3 separate regions of the Mus musculus genome follow, and all the other regions are linked to region 3. A link is a loop called in an ENCODE intact Hi-C map of the cell type or tissue named here. Cell type or tissue: heart. All regions are shown on one strand. Each heading gives the region's core, and the rest is flanking DNA. Links, peaks and the distances in the headings are about the cores only. Region 1 holds the start of Ngly1 (N-glycanase 1). Region 2 overlaps Ngly1 (N-glycanase 1). Region 3 holds the start of Top2b (topoisomerase (DNA) II beta).

What was found. Peaks named below come from ENCODE experiments on the same cell type or tissue, not always from the same donor. Only the 100,000 strongest peaks of a DNase experiment are listed, where the experiment ranks them.
Region 1: it touches region 3 in a loop (4-fold over the local background); 34 of 42 quality-filtered maps call a loop at or near these places.
Region 2: it touches region 3 in a loop (4-fold over the local background); 11 of 42 quality-filtered maps call a loop at or near these places.

The regions. Positions count from the first base shown.
Region 1 is chr14:16,244,449-16,254,981 of GRCm38, reverse strand. Ngly1 (N-glycanase 1) reads right to left here and starts at 5,668. Exons shown (of 12, transcript NM_021504.3): 1 at 5,485-5,668; 2 at 226-340. The coding sequence starts at 5,615. It also overlaps a transcript of Oxsm not described here. In heart, for the core only: no CTCF peak of the experiment used is centred there; a DNase peak (open chromatin) is centred at 5,671; H3K4me3 peaks cover 1,763 bases; H3K27ac peaks cover 1,441 bases.
Region 2 is chr14:16,309,677-16,320,209 of GRCm38, reverse strand. Ngly1 (N-glycanase 1) reads right to left here. Exons shown (of 12, transcript NM_021504.3): 11 at 9,719-9,896; 12 at 8,284-9,351. The coding sequence ends at 9,176. Among named protein-coding and RNA genes, the nearest start is that of Top2b, 50 kb to the left of the region's middle. In heart, for the core only: no CTCF peak of the experiment used is centred there; no DNase peak of the experiment used is centred there; H3K27ac peaks cover 377 bases.
Region 3 is chr14:16,361,755-16,372,287 of GRCm38, reverse strand. It overlaps Top2b (topoisomerase (DNA) II beta), which reads right to left and starts at 7,082. Exons shown (of 36, transcript NM_009409.2): 1 at 6,562-7,082. The coding sequence starts at 6,609. In heart, for the core only: CTCF peaks have their summits at 5,103 (motif pointing left) and 7,607; DNase peaks (open chromatin) are centred at 6,367, 6,577, 7,217 and 8,007; H3K4me3 peaks cover 3,657 bases; H3K27ac peaks cover 2,633 bases.

The DNA.
Region 1 (10,533 bases), core at 924-8,923, 120 kb after region 3:
TCCTGAGTTTAATTCCCAGCAACCACATGTTGGCCAACAACCATCTGTAATGGAATCCGATGCCCTCTTCTGGTGTGTCTGAAGGCAGCTAATGTGTACTCATATACACTAAATAAATAGATCTTAAAAAAATATATTAAAAAAATGTCATTCAAACAACTATTCACAGTCAGTACTGTTTGCTTTGCACATAAAGAATGGGGAGGGGACCTTTCAAATACTTACCTCTTCAAAGCCCATTTCAAATAAACACTCAACAGCTCCTCTGACAGGCAAGAGTCTAGTAGAAAACGCTGTGTTCCCAATACGGATGGATCTGTATTTTTCATCACTGGGGTTTCTGATTAAAAAAAAGAAAAAAAGATAACATAATGGGCAATATACCACCACTCATCTTTTTAAGAGTTTATATATGTTTCTTTCACCTTTCCTCTCAGCTGTCCTTCTACACATGGTAGTATAAATCCCAACTATAAGGAATGAGCAGTCGAGACGATCATTCACACGTCATGATTCGTGTACTTCAGTACCACTGAGTACTTGTGCTGTCCAACTTCATGGATGACAGTATCATTGTTGCCATAGGAAACTGTGTGGCTGTTACAGGTAAGTACTTTTTTAGTCTTTTAAGTTTCTAGAAGTCGCCCCAGACAGAGGGTAGCACTGTGTCTGCTTGCTCTGAGGGGTCCTGTCATCTATAATGGTGCTCAGGGTACAACGACTGTGATTAAGAAGCATTTGTGAGTTGAAACAGCTGAAAAGCTTTGCTTCCAGCATAATGAACCTTAGTGGTCACTTAGCTTCCTTTCCTCCCTGTACCAAGGACTGTCTTTACTGTAAGTTTCTACCTTGTTTTAAAATGTTTTTGGAAAGGAAATAAGGTAATTGTCTTAGGGTTTTACTGCTGTGAACAGACACACACTGTGACCAAGGAAAGTCTTATAAAAAAAACAACATTTAATTGGGGCTGCCTTACAGGTTCAGAGGTTCAGTCCATTATCATCAAGGTGGGAGCATGGCAGCATCCAGGCAGGCCTGGCACAGGCTGAGCTGAGAGTTGAGAGTTCTATGTCTTCATCTAAAGGCTGCCAGTGGAAGACTGACTTCCAGGCAACTAGGGTGAGGGTCTTAAGCCCACACCCACAGTGACACACCTACTCCGACTAGGTCACACCTATTCCAACAAGGCCACACCAATAAATGGTGCCACTCCCTAGTCCAAGTATATACAAACCATGACAGTAATAAAATAAAACAAAACCACAAATATTCAAAGACAAAGCTCTAAATATTACTGTTTAACTGTCATACGTTAGTGTTGGTCTACAAACTCCTTCCCACAACAATTCCAATACTGTGTGTTCAATAACTTTTATAATAACTTGATAATACTATGAGATTTTCACTGTGTTCTATAAAATTTGTAGGTCCACAAAAAAGTGGAAATTAAAAAAAATCTTTTCACCAATGATTTCAGAAGCAAGCATTGATTGCTGGCAGCTTGGGAGTGTTTACCTTCTCTACATTTACTATGTATTAGGGGCAGAGTTTCTCAGTCTTGACCCCCATGAAATGTAGACCACAGCTGAGGGGAGACTCCCTATGCACCACAGAATACTCAACATCCCTGTTTTCCCTGAGACACCACTTAAACAAAATCTAAAGTACAAAATGAGCCTAGCATGTGTCAATGCTAACCACAGATGACTTGTCATGATGCACATCAGCTATCCCCATGGCATACCCAGTTAAAGCTGAAGATGTGCTGCCCACCTCACAGCTTCTCAGGCTCTCCATGGCCGCTGCATGCTGCTTACTGGGCTCTGTCATGCCATAGCAAAGCCCAGCAGAGACGGGCATACCCAGTTCCCAGGTCCCTCTCTATCTTCCTTTGGCTTGTTTCACCTCAAACTCACAATCCCCTTGTTTCAGATCTTAGTTGCTATGAATGTTTAACCCATTTTTAAATTAAAAATGCTAAGCAGACTTGCTTGAGTTCAAGCATAGACTAAGCCCAAAGTCAGCCCTGCCTTTCTATGGTATCCTGGGCATTGAATTGAATTTTGCTTGATTCTCTATCAACTTAATTTTCTCTGTACAGTTTTTTGTTTTTGTTGTCATGCTTTGATGCTTCCCCCATCCATCTCTGTTACCTATTAAATACTTTTGTAAGTTGTAATATTTACTTCACTTTTTAGCAATTATCTTGTATCTTTTCTTGGGAAATTTTTCTGAATATGTAGTTTTTCATGATGTTAAAAGGATAGAATCTTGAGAAGGCAGCAGAATTTCTTGTACTGTGCTCAACTTTATCTTTGAAAATATTTTTGTCTTTTTTGGTGTTTTACTCTCATAGTTATCTACCAAACTATTTAATTTTCAGAAAAATAATATTTGCCTTTGTATTTGAATTAGTTACGGAAAGTCACATTCTCCCTCCCACTTTTTCTGAAACAGCTCTGCCTTAGGAAGGATACAGAACTACCACTGGCCCCTCCTCTAGCATCCACTTTTCTTTTGAGCAAACACTGACTACTTATCAAGGTACAGTAGTGTATACCTATAATCCCAATATGCCAAACGACGGAACTGTTTCAATAACAAAAAACAATTCTCAAACACCAAAAAAACCACAAAACCCCCACTGTAGGGCACAAGACAAAACATTACAAAAATAATTGCATGTGGGAGGAATTTGTACACTAGAGGGGATGGTGACAGGGAAAGAGATGAAGAATAAACAATGGGCTACAGACATGAAATTTCAAAGAACAAACAGTCAAACACTCCACCAAACTTTTCACCTAATTTAATAGAAATAATAATAATAGCAACCACCTCAGTAGTTGCGATATATGTGCCAGGTCATTTATGTTGGGTAGTCCTAGAATAGAGTATTTTTCTTCCTTTTATAAGGTAAACTTAAACTTGGAAATTATATGTAAATTGCCTATAATGACACTTAAAATAGTTGACTAAAATTGAAACTTACTGCTCTGGTTAAAATGTTTATACATATACCACCACACAAGCTGCCAGCAGACTCACCAACTTTCAATTACACTCAATTTCTCTACGTGTCAGTGGCAACCTACATTAAAAATTAGAAGTTTTTTGTCTTCTATTACTTCTTGCATTGTCATTGAAAATTCTCTTTCTCCATTCCATTGGGTTTATTGTTATGATTATGCAGTGACTTCATAATCAATGCCTGTTTCTTCTAATGGTTTCCTCCCGGAAACTCCACTGTAGAAACTGTGAGTCACCTTTGCCTATCCCTTCACTAAATGTCTCATGTTTGGTCTCCCTACTACCTCCTAACATAAAAATATAAAGACAGAGACATTAACACTGTCTTGGAATTGTTCTTTGATGTTACACTGTAGCTGTTTTTCAAACCTTTCTTCTCCCAAATACATTTATATTATTTGAACAAAGAAACTATGTTTGATTCTTGGTTCTTCACTCAGTACAGTTAATAGTCAAACACTATGTGTGCTTTGTAAACAAAACAGTACAATATCAAATATTTATATTAAAGAATAAATGAACTAGGGACAGGGGATCCATTTAGATGGTAGAGTGCTTGCCTCCCATTCATTGAGCCCTGGCTCAATCTGTGGCAGCTCATAACAGCAATTGTGGTAGCCCACACCTGTAACTTAGAGGTGTAGGTAGGAGGATAAGAAGTTCAACATTATTCTTAGGTACATGAAAAGTTCTAAACCAAACTCTGGTTCATGAATCAAATTAGCTAAGCAGCTCACCTGTGATGTCAGGAAAACTAATACAGAGTTGCTTTGTTTTGCTCTTGATAAAGTCCATAGTAAGCTCATCTTATCTAAAATGGGTGGCAGCTTTTGCATACAAATTAGCACACATTTCTTTTGGAGCTTATTTAGATTTATTACTGTTAGGATATGATAAATATTCAAGCAGAAATTTAAGAGTATTATTTCATTGTAGATTTCAGTGACAAGTATCTACTTCAAAACAAGCTAATGCATTTTTATTTGCATATCCATTCTATAAATTGTTCTGATACTGAGGCAAATGAGATGCTGGGACAATATGCCTTCAATAGTGCCTCCACTATGGCACTAGTGGGTTTAAAAGAAAATAGCAATGCAAAGAGGAACCTGATTTTCTCTACCAAATTACAGAAGTATAATTATAATGTGCGGTCAGGGACCAGGAAGACATGGAGCTTTTCCTTAAGAGTTAAGAAGTCACTGGATTTGGACATGAAGAAGCAGGATATCATCTCCCAACCAAGCCAGACCTTGAATTCTAAGAACACAAGGACACTTGTTGAAAACAAACTAAAGGAGCATTTTCTCACATCAACCTGAATCATTTCTCTTACAAACTGCTCTAATTTCCTTTATAAAACAAAAACTCCAAGATCAGAAATGTAAGCCACAGTAAAGGCTGTAAAATGAACCAGTTTCTTTAAGAAATTTAGTAAATATTCATAATGATGGTCATGATCCGAAATAACTGTCTGCATGCAAAGCTATCTTTCAAAGTACTCTGATCTTAGCATCTTTGGTTTCATTGTACTAACAGAATCGAAATGTCTTTACAAATCCATCCTTCTCTTATGTATGGGGGTGGGAGGTTGAAGACTTAAACAATTCAGTATGAAACGCCAGCTGTGGGCTCTGGAGAATCAAGCTTATGAGTTCTTTCAGACACCTTGTACTCTGAGGTGCTGTGAGATCTCAGGGTTAAGCTGAGGTGTCATAAAGGAGGAAGGCCATCTTCACACAAGTCACAATTATGTGCAAGCCCAAATGCTGCATAACATCTGGCATAGAATCACATTATATTCCCTTTTCAAATATATTTTAAATATCACTAATGTCACCTAAATGAAGAATTATGGTTGTGGTGGCACACACCTGTAATCTCAGCTTTTGGTAGGTCGTGACTGGCATGAGTTCTGGGGTACAGATCAAGTTCCATGCCAGTTTGGGGTACAGGACAACACCTCAATGTCTCTAACAACTAACTCTCTAAAGCTGGTCCGCATGAACTGTACAGCCTTTAAACTAAGAATTCCTACAGACTTCGGGTCGGTGTGTTTGTAAGAGCCAGCGCCCAGGGGCTCAACTGAAGTGACCTCCACTGTCTGCCCCTCCGCATCCCTTCCCCACACTCTTTGACCGGAGCGGCCATGGGAGGTGCTGACTCAAACTCCCAGCCAGTTGTGGAAAGTGCTGCACTCAGTACAAAGGTGACTTGACACAAAGTTCGTAACTTAAACTATAAATGTGTCAACCGCCAAACTCGGCGTGAACGTTTAACTGGCACTCGGGCTGAGCCACAGCGCCGGGATCCTGCAGCGAGATGGGACAGCACAGCTGTCAAACTCAGTGACAGCCTCGGCGGGCCCTCGTCGCCCAGCCCGCCCCGCCTCAGGCCCGAGTGTCCGCGGCCCCGCCCGCCTGCGGCCCTCAGGCTCGAGGGCCCCGGCTGCACCTCAGGATGTTGTCGGCGTAGGTGAGCAGCAGCTTGGAGGCCTCCAGAAAGGTCTCCGGGGTGTTCTGGCATAGCTCGGCCACGGCCGGGGACGCAGAGCTCGACGAGCTGCCCAGTGTGGCCGACGCCATGGCTGCGCCGCGGCCTTCGCCACCTCGCGCACCGCGGCCCGCACTGAGCAGGCGCTGAGGAGCGCCTAGGCCGCCGCAGAGGCCTGCGGCCAGAGGGCGGGGCGAGGAGCCGAGGGGCGGGGCGTTCCGGGAGGGGCTAGGGGCGGGGCGAGCCGCGGAGAGGCCGGTTGCGAACGTTGGGGTACGGGGTACAAGGGGCCGAGCCAGTGGAGTAGATCTCGAGCTGTGGTGGCTGCTTGTGTCGGGTAGGGTCCCAGAGATAATTGCACAGCCTTCTTTTTACGGTAGATAAAAGTCTTTTGTGGAAGAAAAGACTCCAGAAGACCGAGCAAGTTTTTGTTATGTCTTTTTTTTGGGGGGTGGGGTGGGGTGGGGGCGGTTATGGGGAAGGGAAAGTGATCATGGTCTGTGGCCTAGGCTGGGCTCACACGGGAATTTACTGCAGTCTTGCCCTTTGGTTACTAGTGTCCGGCTTCAAAAACAGAGCATAGCTCAGAACTCTTCTGGGTTTCTGATTTGTGTATTTTCCGAATTCTGTTGATGAAAACTCAGTTGTTGCTCACAAGGTATGATTCTGATGCAAGGAGCATTTTGGGAGTGTCCTATGGATACTCGCATAAAACCCATATACAATAATAGAATAAAATGAGGAACAAACAAGTAAATAAAGTTTATATACACATTGTATCCTTTGACTCATACTGGCATATCCCTTACCAGTATCCTTAATTTATCTTAGAAAGGGAATCACTAACCTCCTTAGCTGATGCCCTTGTCACTGACATCAACCCTGGAAATTGGCTCCAGCACTGAGCTTCATACTCAGTCCTCATTACTTCTTTTTCTTCTTCAGAAGAGGGTTTCTCTGCATAGTTCTGGGTAAAGTGGAACTCCAGCTATAGATCAGCTTGAACTCAGATCCACCTGATCACTGCCTCCTGAGTACTGGAATTAAAGGCTTGTCTACCACTACCTGGCTTTTTTTTATTACTTTTTAATGTTGAAATGCCACTAAGAGTGCACTTGACCTTGATTTGTAGTCAGGAGTTTTCCATGCTCCACTCACCTTGAATAGCTGGAATTACATATATGAATCACTAGCACGTAGCAGGTACTTGTTGGCTTTGTGTTTTAAAGATATTTACTTATGTGACCTCGTTTGACACTTTATTATCTGTTGTTTTTTAATGTTTCTGGGCAATTTCTTCGGAGAATTTTCAAGAACTTCTGAATATTCATCTGTAAAATATACCTACATTTTTAGCACTTAGGTTTGTAGACCAACTTCAAGAATATTGTTTTCAGCTAGGCATGTTGGCAAATCCCAAAACTTGGAAGGTAGAGGCAGGAGAATCAAATATACATACATACATACATACATACATACATACATACATACATACATACATATATCACTACTACCACCACCACCAAAGACATGAAAGAAGGAGGCAGATGAGGGAAAGGGGGGTTAAAGGGGAGGGCAAAGGTGATGGAAGAGAGATAATGGATGGACTGTGGCCAAAGAACATTGTATATCTATGAGACTTTGAAAGAATAAGTCTTAGAAAGAGAATATTATGTTCAACAAAGTATGTTATTAGCTGTTGTTTAAATTTTTCAGTGGCTAACTACTAGCATTTTTTTTTCTGGTCCATAACAAAGTAATAATTATGTTTGTGGCCCAACTTCAAATGCTGTATTCCCAGCTATTTGCTGTGAGTGTTGACTGATCCTTGTAATCCCAGTATATAAAGGATACAGGCAGGCCAGCTGCTGCAGCCTTGTTAGGAAAAGTGCATTATGGGAGGCAGTTAGGTTTTGAGAGTACATGCTCCTGCCCTATGTCCAGGTTACTCCCTCTGCTTGTGCTTGTGGTAAAGGATGTGAGTATTCAATTTCCTTCTCTGGCTGCCATGCCTGCTGCCATGCAGTTCTGCCATCACGCACTCTAACCTTTGTACCCATAAGCCAAAGTAAATGGTTTTATAAGTTGCCTTGGTTGTGGTGTTTTATCACAGCAATAGAAAACTAGGGTAAGCATGGTTTCAGATATTTTTTGAAAACTTGTGCTGAGCTTGGAAGTAAATTTATCATATTGTGTTATGGAAGTCGTTATTCCTGCAATTCTAGTACCAGCTGCTATTTCTAAAGCGACCAAGAGTGGCATGACCTGAACTGCCCTCTTATGTTGGGCAGCTATCATATCTACAACTGGGATTGGTAGGGGCTCATTTCCCTGGATTACTCCCAGTTCAGGGAAAAGGAGTACCAACATGCAAACTCCTGACTGACAGAAACGAGTACTAAGAGAGTGGGATATTGCTGGGATGAACTTGACCATGTGGTTTTATTTTGTGGGGCTAGGGGAATATTTATAGAAGGCTTTGGGAAGACTTGGGCTAGAAAACAAGATAAATTGTACTGTTTGTAGAGAAAAGGAGATCTAGGGAGCTTAACACTACAGCCAAGGCATGTGCTAGAGAGAAGATGTTTCACATAGTTGAGAAGTTTGCCTTGTACTGGAACAAAGGTAAAGGGTACTCTCTAGCCAAGACCTCACTCAGCAAAACTTCCAGCTTGTACAATAGCCTAAAGTCTTTTCTGATCCCAGAAAGTTACTGAATGAAAAAGTATTGCTGCTAATGTGATTCAAGTGACCCCATCCCTGGCTGGCAGCCACAGTGCCAGGTTTAGACTTGAAGGATACAAGAATGAAGTGTCACAGATCCTACCTCTGTGGCTTCTGAGAGCCTCTGAGGCCAGGCAACATGTGGTATGGAATTCTCTGCATGAAGATACTGAGAGAATAAGAGTCATGATAGGCCATTTTGTAGAGCTGTGAAAGGGAAGCTTGGGTTCCAGTGGAGACCACAAGATGTTGGAGATATCAACGCTATGAGAAAGCTGCCAAGGAGGTCAATAGAGAAGGACCAGCCTAAGAGAGAGATGCAGGCTACTGGCAGGAAAGCTGGAGGTGTGGAGCCCTTAACAGAAGACACGAAGCTACAGGATTTGGTGTTTTGTCCTGCTGGATTCTAGTCATAGTTTGGTCCATTATGTTCTTATTCCCCACTTGGACCTTTTGGGATGGCAATCTGTGCCATATATTGGAAATATGTGATTTGCCTTTTTATTTTACTGAAGGTTGAATTCTGTGATGCTTTGCATCTTAGAAGAGACTTTGGGCTTTTAAACAGTATTAAGACTGTGAAAGACTCCAGGGCATCTATGAAGACCGGGGAGTAGAGTGTGGTGGTTTGAATGGAAATATTTCCTACAGGCTCTAGTATTTGAACTCATGGTTTCCAGTCAGTAGTTCAGTTTGGGAATAGTTAGGTGGCACATCTTGCTGGAAGAAGTATGTCACTGAAAGTAGTAGAGAAAACACCTTTGTTTGCTCTCTTGGCTTCATGCTTGTGGTAAAGGATGTGAACTTTCCATTTCTTCCTATAGCCACCATGCTTGCTGTCTGCTGATATGCTGTCGCCATAACCTTCTGGAAATATCCCTTTGCCTCTGAGCCATTTCTCCCACACCTCATTTTTATTTGTGTGTGTGTGTGTGTGTGTGTGTGTGTGTGTAGCAAGTGCATACACATGCCCTTGCCATGGCATTTGGAGATCAAAGGACAATTTCTGGGAGTTGGTTTTTTTCCTTCCACTGTTAAGAGTTCTGGAAATGGTTGCAAGCCTCAATGGCTGAGCCGTGATGATGCACACCTTTAATCCCGACCCTTGGAGGCAGGGGCAGATGGATCTCTGTGACACTGAGGCCAGCCTGGTCTACAGAGTGAGTTCCAGGACAGCCAGGGCTACACAGTAAAACCTGTCTTGGAAAAAGAAAAAACCAGAGCAAAGAACAACAACAATAACAACAATGACAAAAAAAAAAAACCCAAACCAAAATACACACACACACACACACACACACACACACACACACAGAGAGAGAGAGAGAGAAAGAGAGAGAGAGAGAGAGAGAGAGAGAGAGAGAGAGATGGAATTCAGGTTATCAAGCTATAAAGCTTAGTGGAAGATAACTTTATCTACTAAGTCCAGCTTCTCAAATTTGGCACTGGCCCCAAAGTCCTGGTGTTTTGTCCGTATTGTACTACTGTCTGTTGAAATGCTTGCCTTCCCCTCAGTTACTACACATGTATTCACCCAGTTTACAGATTGAAGTCTAGGTCCACTTCTTTGAAGCATTTCATGACTTAATGAGATAGCACTGACCTTGGTCTCCTTTGTGCTAAAATAATATTACAAACAGAAGTTTAATTGTTTGGATAGAAAGTTTATTTAATTGAGAACTGTATTTGGAAATAAAGCTTTGAACCAGAGAAATAATAAGAGGAGGCAATGATAAGCAAAACCAAGTTGAAGATTTGTATTCATGAATACACCATGATATTTTAGCAAACAATACGGTAATAATTCACATATAGCTGTTATTATGATTTTAAAAACTTCTTAACCCTTTCCAGATGGAAGTAAAATGATCACAGAGAGAAATATAAATATACATTATGGTCTTGTTATATCACGTTTTATGTGGGTGCATTGTTTTGAGAACAATTCTTTCCCTGGGAAGATGTAAACAAATACCCAGCCTCTTTATAAAGCAACAACAATAAATCAAAGCAAAATCCCCAGGTCCGACTTAGGGCACTCTAAGTTTATTCAGCTTACTTCAGAGCATGGGTGAAGGGTTCCTTACAGGAGTAAGTGCCTAGGGCATCTGCACGGCCAGAAAGTTTCACTGCAGCATGGATGATGACATGACTTCTCCATGGCTGCATAGACAGAGTTCCCCTTTCAGCTAACCTTCCACAGTCCACATACCCCAATGCCTTTTGAGATCAGAAATTTGTATGTAAAACAAATTGCCAAAAGGTACTGGAGGAAACAGCACAATT
Region 2 (10,533 bases), core at 992-8,991, 52 kb after region 3:
ACAGGTGATTTCTTAACACACTTACTTCCTGCTAATTATAACAAGCAAGGTATAATATTTATTGCTGTTTGTTTGTTTATTTATTTATTACAGAAAGCTGGGGTTTAGCCTTGTCTTTAAGACCTTTCTTTCCTAAGCAGTGTTGACTACATCTGATCAAAGTACAGCTGCTACACGGAAGTGCTGCCTCCACTGGCAAGTTATAGGAGATAGGGGCCCACTCATGACAACCACTGTCTTTCACAACCTCTGGCAGCTCTAAGAGCTCTGGGGAATAAAAGATGGGGGTAAAAAGGTTTACAGTCACATGTCCTTGCAAAGTCACCGCCATCCTGCAAGGCCAAGCATATCTGCCATGGGTGAGGGATGCCCTCTCCTAGTCTCAGTGTATTCATCTTTACACTAGAGTGAAAAGGCAATGGGAAGAGGAAGTGCATCCCTATACTAATTGCATCCAAAAGCTCCAGCTGCTTTCACCCAAAAGTGTAATCCAAAAGGAGTCCAGGGAAGACCCAGTACTGAGGGGGTAGCAGAAGCCAGAGCTCTCAAACCAGTGAACCTTTGCAAGTGAAGATTTGTTTGGACAAAGGGGTATACTGTGGGACACACTGTAACATACTGCAGCTTCCATGGAGAGATTTTTTTCTTTTCTGTTTTTATTTTTTGTTTTCTTTTGGTGTGGGGGAGGTTGCAAGAGTGGAGAGCATATACAAAGGGACGGGGAGATGAGTGGGATTGCGGTGCATGATGGGAAATTCACAAACATTTAATAAAAAAAATTTTTTTTTAAGGCCTCAAACTTTCTGCTTACACGCTCCCACTGTGATCTTGGTGCTGCACGGAGACTGAGTGGCTTATTAGGGTTCTATAGCACACAGCATAGGAAGGCATCCAGGCCTAGCAGGAGAGAAGAGAGGAAGGCATACAGCACCCTGGTGTTGGCAGAGCATAAAGGTGACATCTCCAGGTGTTGCTAATACAGGAAACTGGGCTGCTAGTGACATCATCTCAGAACTGTTCTAGGTATTTTTTAAAATACTGAATTTTTTAAAAAGTATTTTCTTTTCTTGCCATTTATTATTTTGTCGTAGGAAATCTGGCACAAACAAAAGAGGAAACCAATCAAATTACTGACATATTTAGCCTGCATGAGTTCTTGACTAAATATGTCAATGGAAATTAGGGGTCTACCCACTTTGTGTCTCTGCAGAGTAGCTCCACAGACAGAGTATGAACCAACCAAGCAAAGGACAAGTGGGCGGGCACTCAAGAGTAGTCCCTGCTTTCTTATCTCCTCTGCAAGCTTGGTCTGAGAGAAGAAACTACAAAAGGCTGGAATTACACCTTTTTCATTAAAACCAACAAATAAGCAAAGGCAGCCAGAATGCCATGGGAAATGACAAAGACAAAGCCCATTGGTAAACTATTGAGGAAACCAAAAATAACCAAATTTAATCACTGTAACCATTGTAATCTCCCAAATATTAGCTATTAGTCTGGAAATGGCCGGCTTGTTGAGAGCACAACTTCTTCCTTGAGAAAAGGAAAGCACCAGAGACAGGGTGTAGGAGTTCCAGGCTGTAATCGTAGCTCTCAGAGACCAAGGCAGGAGAATTGCCATGTGCTGAGTTCCAGAAAAAAAAAAATGGACCAAGCATCTGGGAGAGCCTGAGAGGGGTGAGTGCTCACTGGGCTGTGAGTACCTCAGTCTGAATATTCAAAACACACATAAACTTGTGTGCCATCACACACATGCAAAAACACTACTCCTGAGGCAAGACAGCAAGCAGGGACAGAATTCCCGGATGCTTGCAGGTCACATCCCCTGGTATATGCAGGACCACACCAGAGAGATCCAAACTCCAGGCAGGTGGAAGGCAAGGATCAGCAGCTGAACTTGTTCTCTGAGCTCTATGTTCTGTACTGTGGCACCATGCACCTGCTTGTGTGCTCGCTCCCCTCCCTTCCCACATACTCAAGACAGGGACTTCTTAATAAATTCACTAGCCTGAGTCTAAGAATTTTGACACAAAAATCACCGGTGTAGCCCAGAGTTCTATCTCTCTAATGCCTCCTCCTTCTGGTGAGCAGTCCTGGTGCTATGGGTGGGATGCAATCCTCATCCTACGGTCTGATATGTCTAATGATCCCAGGCTCTAGGCACCAGCAAAAAAGAAGAAAAAAGAAAAAAAAAAAGAAAAAAAGAAGGAGCAGAAATATCAAATATACATTTTCTTTTCTTCCTGGTTCAATTTATGCATTCTCATTGTAAAATATACTAAAACATAAACCAACAGTTCACAGAAGGGATTATTTCATAAATAGAAGTATAATTTACTCAGTATGTAATTCATTCTGTGATGAGGGAACTAAAAATTATATTTTTATCAGGAAACAAGGCTTAAATACATTCAATCTGAGAAAAACAATTAACATACACTCACAAAGCAAAATGAAGTTTCCATAAATAAACTTAAAAAAAAAAAACTCATGGTTTATTATGTGAAGCATTTGAGAAGTCAGGTGTCGAATGGTTCTAGTTGTAAGAGCCATTCCTTTCTCTAAATCTGTGAATACCTAGAGCCAAGGGTCTATGGAACAAGGAGGGAGAGCAGAAAAAATGGTGCTGAGCAACTAGGGGCTGAGGTTCTCACACCCACCTATCTGGAGAGAAGAAGTCTGGTGTTTAGAGTAGGGCATGTAGGCATACATCTATAATCCCAAGGGGGAGACTGCAGCAGGAGAGTTGTGCCAGGGCAGACAAGGCTACACAGCAGACTCCATGCCCCAAAGGAGGGCACACATTAGGTTCTCACTGGGTCTTTGGGTAGCTCCTCTGCTTCTTACTATTTTCAGAAGACATTTTATTAAGGAAATGCTGGGCCTTCCCCCAGCAGGAGAGGGCAGGCACTCCACAGTCGGTGTCGTGAGATGCTTGAGTCCCAGCAAAAGTGCAGCTTCATTTCCTCAGCCACAAAGTTCTGGAACTCACTACCTCACAACTCATGCTACAAAGCTCTCCATCACTATTCCTCTTCAGCATTTAAAGTTTCAAATTTGAGATTACAGGAATTGTGAGATCCTTGCTGGCTATGTTTATTAATAGGAAATCAAAGGCTGTCTTTGTTCCTTAAGTCTTTTATATCTGCAAGGGATATCACACCATTTCAGACAACAGTGTTTCTCCATCCAGGAATTCAGTATGAGAAATATGCCTTTGTTTCCAAACATTCACTTCCACAAAGCCTAGATCATTCCCAAATAGTAAGCTCACTGATGTCACACAGGACATCCTGCTCTAGGTCATATTTAAGAGCCGTCTTCAGCATACTATTTATGGCTGCTAGGCTGCTTCCTTTTCTTCCTGCTAAGTCTCTTTCCTAGTAGGAATGGCTTCAGTACTTATAAAGTAATAGAAGGTATTCATCTTCCCAAGCACACTTGATAGAGAGGATAGATTCCACTCTGTGGTGTTTTCTGATAATCATAAATTGGCAAGCAAATATCAAGGTGGGGATCTTATATTATAGGGTCTCTCCTGCATTGAGGATGACAAACTTCAGGTCTAACCAAATGACTGGAGCATCAGCTTGCAGAAGGATGATAATTCATTCCATGCACACAGGCTTAAACATATGCAGATCAGTAGTGTCTTAGTATTTATTTGCACAGCCAGAGACCACACAATAAACAAACTCTAAATTTCTGATGGCAGGTGCTTTTGGAGAAGGGGGTACCCAACTATCTGGGTACCAAGAAAATAATGAGAGGTGCCTTTGGAGAAGGGGAGAGGGGAACAAGAGGGTCCTGAGGAGCTCTTGGTACTGTTGTTTTTCATTAGAAGATGTAGATGAAAGCAAAAGTTTATATTACTTAAGGATTTCTTGTATCATTTATGTTTGGGGGGTATATGCTCATGAGTGACAAACAGCAGGAAGCACTCTTAACCACAGAGTCATCTCTCCAGTCCCAAGTTCTTCATACTCTTGAGAGGAAAATACATTGTTTCATACCGTACTATCTTTAGTTTTATTATTTTTGCAATTTTTTGTATTAGTTTTTAACAGTAGGATAATTAAATAATGGCAGAGGTATCTGGAAAGAACAATAAAGATAGTAATGACTTTCTTCTTTTTTTCCCCTTTGGGTTTTTCAAGACAAGGTTTCTCTGTGTAGCTTTGGCAATCCTGAAACTCACTCTGTACACTAGACTGTCCTCAAGCTCATGGAGATCCACCTGCCTCGGCTTCCCAAGTGTTGGGATTAAAGGCACAGGACACCTCACCATCCTTTTTTTAAAATACGGTTTTTCTATGTAGTCAAACTGACCTGGACCACTCAGTCCTGTTTCAGTTTCTTGATACTGGAATTACAACTATGTGCCACCATGGTCATAGCCTAATGATGATTTATTTTCTTTAAACTGAGAATGCTCTAGAGAGCTGGCCAGCTCTGTAGAGATGGTTTCCCAAAGTGCAACAAGAATACACTTTTCAAAATACTCTGAGCCACTTATAGTTTGATTTTAAAGACAGCAACAAAAACTGAGTACATTTGTTTCACAGGCAATTGGAAGAAACCGAGGAAAGACAGGAACTAACACAGAGACTCTTATTTTGGTATTGATAAGAACGATTGCTGGAAGCTTTAGCAACCTCTTCATGGGTCCTAAGTTGCTGCAATGTTAAGGATAGCTGCCTCTTCACAAACTACTCAGCATTTCTAACTATCTTTGCTTAAGCAACTTGCATTTTAAAAAAAAATCTATATTAAATGGCTGAAATATAAACATAAAGCTATAAAGTGAAGATTCTCATAGGGCAGAACACTTCTACGCAGGTAACTCTTATATGGGACTGTGTACAAAAATCCATGATCAAATAAAATGTGGAGTGTATTGGTTTGACTTCGATTTTTACATTTGATCTACACGGAATCAGAATATTTAAGAACATGGGTGCAAATATATTAGAAAAGAGTGACTGGCACGAGATGTCACTGAAGCTGGGGGTTTACAGAGGGAGGGTTGGGGCCTGCAGGGATTCTTGTCCTAGAGAAGGCTTTGCCAGCTGCTCCTACATGGGGGTATAGGCCTGTACAGATACAGGCTTTGCCAGCTGCTCCTACATGGGGGTGTAGGCCTGTACAGATACAGGCTTTGCCAGCTGCTCCTGTTTGGGGTATGGGTCTGTACAGATAGACTACAGCAGCCACCACATATCACTTCTTAACATGCATGCAAAATCCAGATGTTATGTCAAATATCTTCATTTAAAAGTTTCAGTTGAAAAATACTGGAGACAAGCCACCACTGTGAATTGTACACAATGCCCGGAAAGAGGAAGAAAGCTGGGACAACTATGAAGCTAACAGTTGTGGCACAGATCTACAGAAGAAAATTCCTGGAATTTCTAAAGCTTAGGCAGCAGGATCCAGAGTTCAAGGCTAGCTTGGGCTACCACCAACACTGCCTCAAACCCCAATAAAACAAAATAGAAAGGCAAGGTGAGGCTCTTACAGGATTTTATAATGACTATAGTGAAGTGAGAAGAGAGGTAGGCTTGGTTTACATCTTCAAAAAAGAAAAAGGAAGAACTCAAAAGAATATATAAACAGGAAATTAGCAGAAAGCAAAACTAGCTAAGGAAAGTGGCCTCTGAAGTGGCCCCTGCATCTAGTGGCACCTGAGAAATCGACCTCACAGTAAATCTCCAGGGTTTCATATGGCAGGATCGTAAACATGGCACACTTACCATAGTTATCCATTGCTGTGTAACAATCGTTCCATGTCTCTTAAGGCCACTTATTCTCAAGGCTCCGGCACATGCTAGGAATGCAGCAGTGCTGGTCCTGAGTGGCACAGCTCTGACCTGTGCAGCACACTCTCAGGAAGTGCAGCCTCAGAGCCCCTGCGGAAGGGCTAGTCAGTGCTGGCTTTTAGAGTGAAGGGCCATCTCTTCCTTTTCTGGAGTTAGCTGGATTATCCCAGAGTCACAGAGGAGAGCCTTTCCAGAGTCAGCAGGCCTTTAATGACGGACCTCAGAAGATCACAAGCATACATTCATCAGCTGACTGGACACAGAGCCTGCTCTAATTTTGTGTGGAATGGGAACAAGGGACTTCAGAGGCAGGGAACACTGGCTGGCTGCCACCACTGCAATTTAGCTTTTGCAAAAAAGGGAGGACATTGCTGTTCGTTAATACCATTGTTAAGTGTATAGCCACCAAAATATTAAATGCACATATCTTTGCATATATTCTATGTGAAATATGTATAAGGATGTTCTACACAATAAATCTAGCAATAAAAAGAAAACAACAGTCTGTAAATAAAGTGACAGTATAAATTACAAAACAGTGTGGTATAAAATGAGGAGATTAATGACTGGAAATGAACAGATTTCTAAAAGTGTTAATAAAGCTAGCAGAGAGAGGCTGCACATCCATAGAGAAAAAAACCCAAAGATATGAAAGCTGATCTATGCACACAGGTGAAGCCCACAGGAAGTCTTGGGTATCCCACATCAGTAGTCTTGCTGGTCACCTCTGGAAATAGTATAGGGTTGGGGGTGGAGGCAGCAATTTTTATTTTCATGACTATCTTGTTTGAATTTTTAGCTAAAATAACTTTACCAATTGAAGCATTTGTGTAGCTGCCTGCGGCCACGGGAACTGGGTTCCTCTGAAAGGCAGGCTGGGGCTAAAAGAGATCAGATGGTGAGAAAAGAGGCCAAGACAAACCTTTCTGTTCAAAGCCTCTGAAGTTTACTGAGAGTCTGTGTTTATAAAGAGGGTAGGCCCATCCCCTGCCAGCTCAATCTTGGTGCCTGGAGCTAGCCCGTAGGTGATCTACAGGGTGTGTCTCCGGAACAATGTCTCAAGTACCTCTCAGCAGGAAGCAGAGTCTTGGAGAAGAGCAAATAGAGCCATCAAGGTCAGAAGGCTCTACCCTAGGTAATCTCCTTCTCAGTGGCAGCAAGGTCAAAGTCTGGATCAGCCTGCTTCAAGACTACACATTTGAAGACTGATAAGGTAGCTGGAGTAGCAACTCATAGTGTGACATTTCTGTGACATGCCCTGTCAGGCCTTACAGTAGCAGCTATTTAGTTTTTCAAAACTTTCTGGATTACTTATGAATTTCCTGTTAATTAGACTTTGCAGATTTCTAGAGTCTTGGGGATAAAGGTCAAGTGTGGTGGTTCATCCCTGAAATTCTATCATGTGGCAATCTGAGGGAAGAGGATTGTCCCCAGTTTGAGGCCAGCATGAGTTACAGAGACTCTATCTCAGAACTACATAGGCTTTTGAGGGAAGAGCAAATTAAGAAGGAAAATTAAGATCTCATTGTACAGTTAGCTCCCATTTAGCTTTTCAATTTGGTATCTATACATTGGGGATGAGATAAAGTAGTTGTGGCCAATCTAGAGGAAACACCCACGTGTAATAAATCAGCTGGACTTTGTAGTGGCTTAGTCTTCATTTCTTTCAAAAGCATTTAAGGAAGGCATGCTTGAATCTCCTAATTTATACATAAATAAGACCAAAAAAAAAAAAAACCCCAAAACTTCTATTATTATAGACTCTCCAAATTTAGAATAGCTTATATTGAATTAACTGGTTCTAAAAACACTGCTGTTGAGTATCCTAGAATATCCATAAAATGGTACCCACAAACTCCTGAGTCTATGGCCTTACACTTCAGGAAGATGGTCTTGGGAGAGAATCCTGCCTGTAGTGACATTTAAGAAACTGTTTGGATGGGTCAAGACTAGCTTTGTTTGTTGATGAGGGTTTTTGTGGTGAAACTATGACAAGCCTAAACTAGCTTACAGCTAATCTTAAGGGCCTCAAAATTCCACGACAAGGTGAATGTTCCCTAGGGCTCTGTCATTCAGAGGCACTTAGTGTTTTGTAAAGTGCCTGACCATTTATGCTGCTACAAATAATTTGAAGTTTGAGACTTCCTGAATATTGATACTTAAGACATAAAAGTTCAGCTACATAAGCTACTTGAAAAATTAAACAAGGTAGGTTTATTTTTGAGACAGGGTCTCATGTAGCCAAGCATAGCTTTGTATTCTTTCTTGATCATCCTTTATTCAGTTTATCTATTCTTTTGTGTGTCATGGTAGAAAATATTTATGAGGAAAAGCGAAATACAACTTTTTAGGAAGGGAGCACTTCTCAAAAGTTGGCCTACTATTTACTGGTAAACACCTAAAGATGCTGGTTTTAAATGGGAGAGATGAGGTTTAGAGACAATTGCTACTCTTTCACTCTATAAGATTCCAGTATTTTTATTGATTTGGTATTAAATCCTATAGCTAGAAACAGATTCACGCAGCTTAAACTATAGTGACCTACTCTATAGTATATCACAGCATGTCTCAAACAGTATCTGCTTTCTGCTTAATGGTTTTAGATTTCAGTCACATCACTTAATCTTCTCATACAAGACAGTTTCAAAGCCAAGAATATTTTATTCAATGAGGTATCTTATAATTCAAAGGTAAAGAATACCCAAGTTCCCATGCATTATGGAACTTGCAAAGTATCTTTAAATAAACTGTTAGTAATAAATGTCTGAAAAACCAGTATATACTGAGGTAGTTTTCAATATTCCTCATACCCAGGAAAGCCAATTTTTAGGCAAGGTAAGCACTGAAAAGGCATAAAGCAAAAATAATCCATTTTATTTTTTAACTGTCCAGATATTTACAATGATAAAAACCTTCATGCATCATATGACATAAGATACTTGACTTTGACAGTTATTCAAAATTGAGAATGTTTGGAAAAATCTAATCAGAAAATGTTAAGTAACTAGTAGCCCTAGATTGTATCACATTCATGAACAGCATTTAATCATGAATACCATCATTTTCACTTACAACTTTAGTAACAGTGTTTAGATTAGAATTTCATACAGTTACTTTATGCCAAATATTTTATGCCAAATTCTAATCACAGGCAGAAGTTAGCATTTAATTGAAGATTTCTTATGGTCCACACTATGAAGATATACTTTAATGAGGATTACATGATGTACAGCCAGCAAAAGAAACCTGTTGCACAGGATGGTGAACTGCCAACTAGATACACACTGAGCTAATACACTACTGGAGGCCATGGCGGGTCGGTGATTGTAGCCAGCATTTCCCTGAAGTTCAGGCTTTCAGAGGTCATTGAACGTTATAATTATTTCCAAGCCATTTTCTCCACTGTCATTTAAGCTTTGTCTAAACAGTTGGGTATGTTGCCAAGCAACGTCTCCATCTCCTCTGCTTAACTCTGCTTCTAATGTAACCTCTGTGGCACCAGAAAAATCATTATAGGAACGTAGATTTTTATCTGTTGGAGGGAAAAAAAGAATTTACAATTGAGTTTTGGTAGTTTGAAAAACGAGGAGAAGTTTCAAATGTACCTCTTATAGGACTGATAGAGTTTAAAATCCCCTCTTAAAAACAGGTATTTTTCTTTATAGAAGAAATATATTCTTTGTAACAAAGAGGTTATTTTTCTTCCTGAATTTTTTCACCACACACACACACACACTCACACACACACACACACACACCAGCCTGTCTAATACAAAATGAGATGAAATGAATTTTAATATAGTTATATGAGTAACTCTTCAGTACACCTCAATGAAATGCATACAGCCCTGAGTGTCAGGCAAATGGTCACTTCCTGTGAACACTGTAGTTGGACCTACCTCCCAGCAGGTTGACTTGAGCTGTCTCAGATCGCAGTTTCCACCTCACTGATCCAGACTCAAAGCTTTGGCTACTTGTGCGGATGGAAACAGTATCTACTTTTAGACCAGCTGACCCACATTCAAACTTCCAGGAAATATAAGCAAAAGATGATCCTTCTTTTCGGGCCAAATAAACCTAGAAAATTTGGGGCAAGTGGGAGGAACTTTCAGAAGAAATTAAATAATGTAGAAAATGAGAGTCTTATCATTGCAGAATACTTTGAACAAAGGGTAATTAAAAATGAAAATTTCCCCACTAAAAAGATGCTTAATACTATAATTTTTCTTGCTATTAGCAATATATCCTATGGCATCTTTTTGTGCATATAAAAAGCTATTATAATACATATGTCCCCTAAAGTATAATCTGTTTAGAGGTTTATTACTTAAAGCAAGCACCGAGAAAGACAATGCTGAACATGACTGTCCTTCCAAATAACTGCCCCACTGACTCATCTCCTCAAGTCAGTATTTTAAAACACGCTTCTGATGACAGTGATGCCACAGGCTCTCAAAGAACATGACACAGCTCAGCCACCACCAAGGGCCGTGGAAGTGACATACAGGTCTGCCTTTCCAGTGAACCACCCCTTCTCACTTGAAACAGTCATAGCTTAAGGTGCTCAGGTCTACTGGCTGTTTCCAGTATATCCCTGTCACAGCCAAACTTCCTTATGTGTCATGAAACTCACATCTCTACCTGGGTTTTCTGTAGCTCAACCCCCTTACTCAGGCCTGACTGTAAGAATCTCACTCTATTCTCTTACTCTGTG
Region 3 (10,533 bases), core at 886-8,885:
GGCTGCTCTTCCAGAGGTCCTGAGTTCAATTCCCAGCAACCACATGGTAGCTTATAACCATCTATAATAAGATCCAATGCCCTCTCTGGCACACATGTATACATGCAGACAGAGCACTCATACATTAGTCAGACAGACAGACAGATTGATTGATTGAATGATTGATTGATTGATTGATTGATTGATTTAGACTGCTAACCAGGTGCCAGGTGGTCCTGGTGCTTTTTTGATCTGAAGAGGCAGGTGGATCTCTGTGAGTTTGAGGCTAGTCTGATCTACAGAGCTAGTTCTAAGACAGACAAGGCTACACAAAGAAACAGTCTAAATCAATAGACTACTAGGCAAGAGGAAAGAGGCATTCCTGATGAAATGTAAAGGGATCATCAAGTATGGAAACTATAGGTAACTAACCTCAATGGAGAGGACACACAGATTATGAACATAGACTTAAAGGCCCACTAAACTCAAGTTTTTAAAACAAAAATTTAAAGTGTTTAAATATAGTGACTGTACTGGCTGGTTTTGGGTGTCAACTTGACAAAAGGTAGAGTTATCACAGAGAAAGGAGCTTCAGCTGGGGAGATGCCGCCACAAGATCCAGCTGTAAGGCATTTTCTCAATTAGTGATCAAGGGGAAAGGGCCCCTCGTGGGTGGTGGGTGGAACCATCTCTGGGCTGGTAGTCTTGGGTTCTATAAGAGAGCAGGCTGAGCAAGCCAAGAAAAGCAAGCCAGTAAGGAACATCCCTCCATGGTTCTTCATCAGCTCCTGCTTCCTGACCTGCTTGAGTTCCAGTCCTGACTTTCTTTGGTGATAACAGCAGTGTAGAAATGTAAGCTGAATAAACCCTTTCCTCCCCAATGGCTTCTTGGTCATGATGTTTGTACAGGAATAAAAACCCTGACTAAGACAAATTGGTACCAGAAGTGGGGTATTCCTGTGACAACCTGACCATGTTTTGGGGAGGGTTGTGAAAGGACTTTGGAACTTTGGGCTAGAAAATTGGTGTTAAGAGCTCTGTGGGATGATGTATAGGAGCTTGGAAGATAATGTTGAGAACAGTGCAGAAGATGGAGGCCTGGCTTGTGAAATTTCAGAGGAAAAATTAAAGCCTCTTTTCAGGGCCATTGTTACTTTGATTGTGAAGATTCTGTGGTTCTGGTTAGCTGGGGCTGAAGAATCAGCTGTGATTAACAAGATACCAGAACTAGTAAAGTGAAACTTTTCTATTACTGGGACTATTGATGCTGGTTAGCTGGAGCTTAGAAATTAGCAGTGATTAAGAGAGACCAGCATCATTGAGGTGACATCTTCTGGGAAGTGTTTTCTGAGAGCACAGAGGCTATGTTCCAGAGATAGCCATGGTTGTACCTTGTGCTGTGGCTGGACTTAGTAATGTGTAAGAGTTACCCAGGTGGTACTGGTTTTGAAGGCATGAAGGGGTCATGCAGAACAGCTGAGGCTCAGCACTGTGAGAGGTCACAGAAGGCCATTGGTGAAAGTGCAGCCTCAGTTGCAATTGATGGCCCAGGACTGAAGGGGTCACGCAAAGGAGTTGAGGCTTGGCACCATGAAGAGAGCCTATGAGAGGCTATTGTTGAAGCCAAGTTACAGTGAAAGACAGCAGCATTTTGGAGATGCCAGTACCATGAGATGACTACCAAGAACAACAACAGCAGTGGAGTACAGGCGGCTGGAGCCTAGAAGACAACGTTTGTGCTACAAAGGGCATGGCTGGAGAAGTGATCCAAGCCCTTGGCGGAGCCCAGAAGATCGTGAGTTAGATCCCAGACATTGGATGGTTAGAGATTGATTTTTGCTTTTGATTGTGACTGTGCCCTGATATTTTTCCCTCTTGAAGAAGAAAGTATTTTAGTGGAGCCCACAGTTAAGAGACTTTGAATTTTAAAAGATATCGGACATTTTAAAAGGATTGAACTTTTAATATGTAAAGACTGTGGGACTTTTAAAGTATTTAAGATCTTGGGGATGAATAAGAACGTAAGGGTTGAGGCTTATTAGTGATGTGTTTGTATGTAAAGTTGACAAGGGGTCAATTGTACTGGCTGGTTTTTGGTGTCAACTTGACACAGGCTGGAGTTATCACAGAGAAAGGAGCTTCAGCTGGGGAGATGCCGCCACAAGATCCAGCTGTAAGGCATTTTCTCAATTAGTGATCAAGGGGGAAAGGCCCCTCGTGGGTGGTGGGTGGAACCATCTCTGGGCTGGTAGTCTTGGTTCTATAAGAGAGCAGGCTGAGCAAGCCAAGAAAAGCAAGCCAGTAAGGAACATCCCTCCATGGCTCTTCATCAGCTCCTGCTTCCTGACCTGCTTGAGTTCTAGTCCTGACTTTCTTTGGTGATAACAGCAGTGTAGAAATGTAAGCTGAATAAACCCTTTCCTCCCCAATGGCTTCTTGGTCAAGATGTTTGTGCAGGAATAGAAACCCTGACTAAGACAGTGACTTTTTAAAAAAATTACTAATATCCACAATACAGGCCAACAAGATAGCCCAGTAGTTAAAAGCACTTCCCATGAAGGCAGAAGGAAAAAAAAAACATGCCCAAAGCTGACCTCTGCCGTCCATATATTCACTGTGATTTGTGCACCTATACACATGCACAAACACATACAATCAATAAATGCAATCATTTTTAAAGAAAAATGCAGACAGAAAACCATAACTGAGCAAAGTGTAGGATTGTGGAGCTCAGTTAAAACTGATTCATCTACAACACAACTCCTAAACCTATGGCTCAGGAATCACTGTAAAAGGGAGGACAGAAAGACTGTTAAGAGCCAGAGAAACAAGAAACTTGCTGTGATATTGTGTCTCCTAGGACTCTCAGAAGCTATCTCCATGAAGTCCTACCAACCGGGCTGCCTAAACATGACCTGAACGAGGCTGACATGAATAGACATGTTAGCTAATTGTGAAGATGGCGAGATCAGGAAGCCTCCGCCCTAGAGAAACAACTACAGGCAACTCAAGAATGCTGAGGATAGTGGAAATAGTTTTCCCAAGGGAAGAGCACACCAACCAGATAGCCAATGCCCAACAGCCCTGAAAACATATATACACAAGTAGCATTATATGGATTGAGCAGGTTGTATTTATATATTTAGGAATACTAATACACACACATATATATGTAACAACAATTAAAGAAAAACGACTATGGATTTGAAATAGAGCCAGGGGTAGTACATGGGAAAGTTTGGTGGGAGGAAAAGGAAAGGAGAAATGATGCAATTATAATCTCAATTATGTTTTAAATATATGTTTAAAATATCCACAGCAGGGGCTCAGCAGGTAAGGGCACTGACTGCTCTTCCAGACATCCTGAGCTCAATTCCCAGCAACCACATAGTGGCTCACAACCATCTGTAATGGATGCCATCTGTAATGGATGCCCTCTTCTGGTGTGTCTGAAGGCAGTGGCAGTGTACTCACATACAACAAATAAATCTTTTTTAAAAAATTCATGGCAAAAATATAAATATGTGATATACTATTATATATTTTTTAAAGAAACTATAATGTTGTGACTATATCGTTTAAAGACAAAAACTTTCACATAAAAACATTGTAAAGTAAAGGTAGGTAACCCTGAGATGAATTTTACTGAAGCCTGATAATAGATAAAAAAGTATACAATTCTGGCTATCATGTTTTTAAATATTTTGTCACTTTATATAGCTTATTTTATTTTTAGTTAAAATAGAATTACATTGTTTCCTCCCTTTCTTTTTCTTCCTCTAACCCATACCATGTTCTCCCACTATATTAATCTACAATCCAGAGTATTCATTTGAAAAAATATGTCATTAATTTATAGCCTAGTGTTTTCTCAAAAATTTGCTACAACCTGATTAAAAAATTAGTATCTTCTACTAACCAAGTCTTACAAGCTAAAAATTCAAGAAACTTGACTGCTTTAAATTTAGTGTGTATTTAATTTTAAATAGTTACACTACATTTTTCTAATTTCAGTTAGGATACTAAAAACCAAAATCAAATCAAATTAATCATTATAAGCAAAAAGTAGTGTTAAGAACCCCTCTATTGCATTGTGTCTGACACTAAAAGGTAATCTTTCATCACAAGAGAGTATCAACACACAGACTGAAGGTAGTACAGCAACTCCTTGGCTAACATAAGGTAGGTGGATTAACTCCAGTTTTGTATTACTATTCACAAACAGATGGCAACATGAGACTAGCTTCACTGTCGCAGTAAGCCCCCAAACTCCCACAATGAAAATCTAACTTTTCACCTAGCTAAATAATCTTATGTAAAATCAAAAAAAAATAAAAAAATAAAAAAAAAGATTTAAGCTCTCTGAAAAAAAGTCTCACCTGCAATATGTATTGCAGACAGAATATGAGCCTATGTCAAAGCCCACATCAACTCACTGTAACATCTTCCAGTAAAGAAAACCAGCCAGGCCCTGTGTGATGGCTCACATGTGTAATCTTAGCACTCATGAAGCTAAGGAAGGAGGATCATAAGTTCAAAACCCATCTAGGTAGGAAAATGTGCATATATACACTCTCTCCTCTCATACACAAATGCACAAGAATTTAAAGCAACCTGTAAGCTTTATTACAGACATAAAGATGCTCGCTCTAGAAACATAAAGCAAGCACAAACCTGAAAGAGGACTTCTAATGTGATTGTCTTTTCAATAACCTAATTCAACAAGAAATATTATTTAAGATCAAATTCTATTTTACTGTAATTCCCATAATCTAGTTTATAGTAGATTTAGTCAATGTGACTATTTTAGTTTCAAATAGATTTTTTCTAATTTTGAATGAAACTCTACAAATTTTGCTCAATTTTGTATGTAAATTAAAGTTTCCCCATTGATCTTAAAAGGAAAGGTGCCCATTAAATTGTTTATAAAGTTAATAACAGCAAATTAAAATATTGCTACCATGAATTAAAAACAATCCAACTGTGTCACAAAATGTTTGCTATGGTGACAGAATTTGAGAGATGCACTAGCTGCTCTTCCAGAGGAACTGGGTTCCAGAGGATCTGGGTGGCTGCAGTTCCACAATATAGATGCCCTCTTCTGGTCTTCCTTGCCTAGGCACCAGACACTTAAGTGTTGCACAAGCAGGCAAAACACCCATACACATAAAATAACAACGTAAAAATATTTGCCAAAAGAGGGGAGGGGGAACTAGAGAGATAGTTCAGTGGTTAAGAGCACTCACTGCACTTCTAAAGGTCCTGAGTTCAATTCCCAGCACCCATATGGACGGTCACAATTTTCTGATGCTGTCTTCTGGTGTGTGAAGTACATGTAGACAAAAGCACTCATATACATAAATAAATCTTAAAAAGAAATATTTGCCATTGTGGAACCAAGTTACAGACAAACTTCTCAGATGTCAGTGCTTCACAATTACCAGTGACACTGGCATATGATCACACATGTTCAGATGTTTAGTTTTAGTATCCGATAAGGGACAGTAATTTCAATCATTCTTTTCATGGACACTTATCCACTACCTTACTATCTAACTTTTCTTCTCCACGCTCGCCTTCTATACTGTCTAGAAGTACGTATGTCTGGAGATTTGAAGATAAGTACCTGGCAAGTTACACTGTAAAGTATCTTCTCGAGGCCCTGCAAATGCTGAAACTGTTTTTCTGCTCTTCATAGAAACATCCTTTTTATAAACAACACTTGTCGATAGAAACGACTGCTACCCCAGCCTCATCGAAACCTCAACCAAACAAAGAAAACAAGGAACAAAAATGCCAACCAATACCAAAGTTCCTTAGTGTGTTCAAAAGGCGGGGAACTAGGATCCTCTGGAAGGGATGTGTTAAAGTCCCTGAAATGTGTAAATTTTCTGTCCAAGCTGCTGGCCTCATCTACTAAGTCCGGTGTTTTGTTTGGGAAATGACCCTGGTCTGAACTCAGTGCTGAGTAAGTGAAATGCTGGAGTTATCGATCTGTCCTGGGAGCCGCGTTCCAACTGCTCCCGCTGCACTTGCTAAGTCCACCTCCCTCCAGGAACTGAGCTCTGCAATCCTCCAAGTTCAGGCTTAAGCACCCCCTCACCTCCGAGGGACACCCCTGGGCCCCCACACGGTGTACACGGGAGGCTGACGTAAGTAAACTCTTCTTTTAATCCCGCGGGCGGTCTCTAGCCTGCTGTCAAAGTCGTCCCAAATACCCTCTCTGCGGAATGAGCCTTTTCTGGGGAGGCGCAACCCGCAGTGACCATTCAAGTGCACATTCCTCTGGGACAGGCCGCCGGAAGCCGTAGCATACCGGGCACTATTTTCTGGTGCTGCACTTATGGAGGGTTGGCCCGGAGGCTCGCATTATCGCGGTCCCCCCACTCTCGGTGTGCACCCTGAAGTTTCCGGTGAGCATTGTTCAGCAGCCTGAGCCTTGGTGGAGGCGAAAGCAGAGAGAAAGGGCACACGGGGCTAGGCCCCGACTGCAGCCTGACAGGGCGCCCGCCGCACCACGCTCTCACCCCGCCCGCGTCGCCCGCGGCCCACGAACAATGCGCCCGCCCGCGCCGCACTCACCACCCAGGTCAGCGCCCCGTCAGAGCCCGCGAGGCTGGACTTGGCCATGGCAGCGCCTCCCGTGCAGGCCAGGGGCTGCTCGCGCTCCGGGGACGCCGGGCCCGCCGCTCGCACTGACCGCTGCGCGCAGCACTCCTAGCCGCGCCCCATCGCGGGCCCGAGCCGCTGAGGAGGCCGCGCTGCCCGCCGCCCTCAAACTCGAGCGCGGCGCCCGGGCCTACAGAGTGGTCGAGGACTAGGAAGGGCTGGCGATGCGGCGCGGCCTTCCGGGACCCACGCGGGCGATTGGGATCGCGGATGAGGGACGAGGTTGAAGCGGGCCGGCTAGGACTCGCGAGCCAGAGCCCTGACAGGAATGAGCCGCTGCTTCTCCTCAAGCCACCGAAGCCGCAGAGTCCTCGCCGCGGTCGCCGCAGCCTCAAAGGCCGCCACTGCCTCAAAACCGCCCAAGCGGCGTCTGAACCGGTCCTCCGGAGCACAGTCCAAGAGGGACAATAAACAGAGCCGCCGTGGTGGCCTCCCTTTAGTCCGGCATAACACGGCACACACAGGCGCGCTCCGGGAGGGGGAGGGTGCGGTGGTCACCGGCTGTCAGTCAACCATGGATCGTCCAATCACAGCCTTGTCACTACAGTACTTCGACCAATCCCAAAATTTCAGGCCCCTAGGGGGGCGGGACCCGAGGGGAAAACGTCATTGCGGGTAGCAACTGAGAGGCAGACTTGGGTTTTTTGTTTGTGTCTGAGAGAGAGTGTAAGGGAGAGCGAGGCGAGTGAATGGGGTTTCCGTCAGAAGGGAGAGCAGGCGGCTGTCAAGAGTCATTCCGGGGCATCCAAAGGAGCCGGGAGTCCTGGGACAAGGGCTGTGGAAACCTCCGGACTGTGTCCTGCAGACTTGCCGCGAGGCCGCGGGGGGAGCGGGAGCGGGGGGGGGGGGGGGGAGGGTTGGGGGCAGGGAGGCAGGAAGCCCTAGCCGCCCCCAGGGACTGGGCCCCGGAGGGAGCTAGCGAACTGCAGACGGGACCGTGCGCCGCCTAGAGCAGCCGGACCCCGCGCTCAGGCCCCAGGTTGCTGCTGCATCCGCCCGACCCCCGACCGACCGTCTCTCTGCCTTGCCCCTAAACAGGGCAAGCGGTCTTCAGTGCCACCAGTTAGGGAACTTGGGGTGCTAAGAGTGCCCAGAGAACGTTCCCGGGAAGGAATGCGAACGGGTCAGGACTCCCTTTTCTGGCTACAGACCTTTCCTCCCAACAATGCAGACAGGTCCCTGTCACTTCTCAGCTTTCAGGTACACATCATGAAATAGACTTTTTTCGTGTGGAAGCTTTCTAAGAATAAAATTTGCAACGCCAAAGCTTTTGGCAGATGGAAGAGCTCTTGACTTCACCCAGCCTGTAAATGGAATTGCATTCAACAAGTTCTCTTTGGGCATACTCCCAGCCATGCTCTGTCAGGCGTGGCAATGGGTTTAAAGGGACAACAGCCTCCTCCGACGTCAATCTTCCAAGAGTGACTAACAGGAGGACACCACACCGAAGAACTTTACCCAGCTAGAGCTAACAACTTTCTGTGAAAGTATTTCCTTGAGTCTCTCCGGCAGCTGAGTGCTTCCCTTAAGGGAAACTTTGGGGTCACACCTCTCAATCGCTGCTGCATTCTGAATCCAAGTGGGGAGCTCTGAAACACGGAAATCATTTCAATGTAGTTCTTAATTAGCTCTCTGGAGACCGTGGAATTTCAGTTTATTTGGGGATTCTGACTAAGAACACCAAAACCTTTCTTTACTTTGAATCTAGTGTTAAAGCTTATAAAGCGCTAGGCAGGATCTAAGCTGGGCTGCGCCCCTGACTCTAAAGCACCACAGTCATGTTACCAGCTTTCCCAAGTCCATCATCGGGCCTTCTTACCTGGGGACTTATACTCATTTATGTATTGTGACTTTACATCCCTAAGTACCCAAATACTTCATGTTAGAAAACAGATGATTTTAAAGGTTGGGAATTTTACAGATAAATGTATGTATGCTTATATAAAAGCCAAGCTGTCCCTTTCTCTGATTTTGAGAGGTCTTGCTGTAGCTTAGGCTGACCTTGAACCCTTGATCCTTTATCTCAGGCTCCCAATCGCTGGGATTCCACGAATAACCACCATATTCAGCTCTTGTCTTCTTTTTAAAACATCATTTTAAAAACTCTTAAGCTTCAAATTTTGAACCCAAAATCCAAATAGTTAATTAGTAAAATTCATCTCCCTCTGATGCACTGTTTAAAAGTCATTGGCTTTATAAGTGTAAATAAACTTTTCTAATTATTGTTACTAACCTAGGGGCTGGAGAGATGGCTCAGAGGTTAAAAGAACTTGTTCCTCCTCCAGAGGACCCTGGTTCAGTTCCCAATACCCACGTAATAGCTCAAGACTTTTTTGTAACTCTAGTCCAAAGGATCCAATGGCCTCTCTGGCCTTCTTGAGCACAAGGCACACAAATGGTGCACAGATATACACACAGGCAAAACAATTGTATACATAGTTTTTTTTTTTAATTCAGTACACAAAATTAAATGAGCAAATGAATATTTTAAAGCAGACATTTGTGACAATTAGGTAAATCCCAACTGCTGAAAGACTTTTTATAATAAAACCAGTTGCTCAAAATTTGACCACAGAGTTTCCATCAAGAATACTGTTCAGTAAGTGTATCGTAAGCAGAGATCCTGAGTCAGACCCATGCAGGTTCTCTGGCTGTTGGTTCAGTCTCTGTGAATTCCTGTGGGCCCAGGTTAGGTGATCCTGTAGGTTTTCTTGTTGTGTCCCCCTCTTCCCCCTACAACCCTTACCTTATTTCTTCTTGTGGGACACCCAACAGTGGTAGTGGAGGGGGTGTCTCTGACATTTTTGCCTGCTTTTGGGATGATTTTCCTCCTACTGGGTTGCCTCTTCCAGCTTAATATAAGGGGAGGTCCCTGGTCTTATGGTAACTTGATATGCCATGATTGGTTGATATCACTGGGAGGCGTGCTCTTTCCTGAAGGGAAATGGAGGAGGAGTGTTTTGGGGGAAGAGGGGAAATGGAGGAGAAGGACTGGGAAGAGAGAAGGGAGAACAAACTGTGGTCCAGTTGTAATACATGACAGAATAAAAAAGAAAAAAGCAAAGAAAGCTTTCTTTCACTCAAGAACCAAAAATGGTGTTCATTCTCTAACCCAGTAAAGATGTAAAGCATTAAAGCTGAGTGCATTTGTAATTTGTTCTTCTAAATATTAAAAATGGATTTTCTCATATTTCACATTTAGAAATAAGTATATACATTTGCAAAGATATTTGTATTTTCATTGATATACTCATGTCTTTTAAATTATTTCTATTTATAAAGTATTTTTCAAAAAGGAATAATATCAAGTAATTTCAATTTACAGACTTTATAACAATAGCTGTTTCATTAAAAACTATATCAAGATTGGAGATTAGTAGTAGATAGTGGTTGTGGTGGTGGTGATAGTGATGATGATGATGATGATAATGATGGTGGTGGTGGTGATGGTGGTGGTGACAATGATGGTAATGATGGTGGTGGTGGTGGTGATGATGATGAGGATAGTGCCATGTACAACTTAAGAAAGTACACCTACCCTGAGCTATTCCTAGTCTTTTCTTTTTGTTTTGTTTCATTATTTTTACTTTTTACTTTGAGACAGTCTCTCTAAGTTTCCCAAGCTGACCTTGAACATTCTATCCTCCTACCTCAGATTCCACATTAAATGGAATTATAGCCCTGGGCTACCAAGTCTGGCTATATTTGTCCTTGTGTCTTTTAACTACTATATACTCATTGTATATGTATACCTACTACATTTGAAGACAACTTAAATTCAGTAACAAGCATGGCTCATAATGAAAAACTTTTGAAGTCAAATCTATGTCCACAAGTATAAAATATTGTATATATAATATTATATATATGTATATATGAATATGT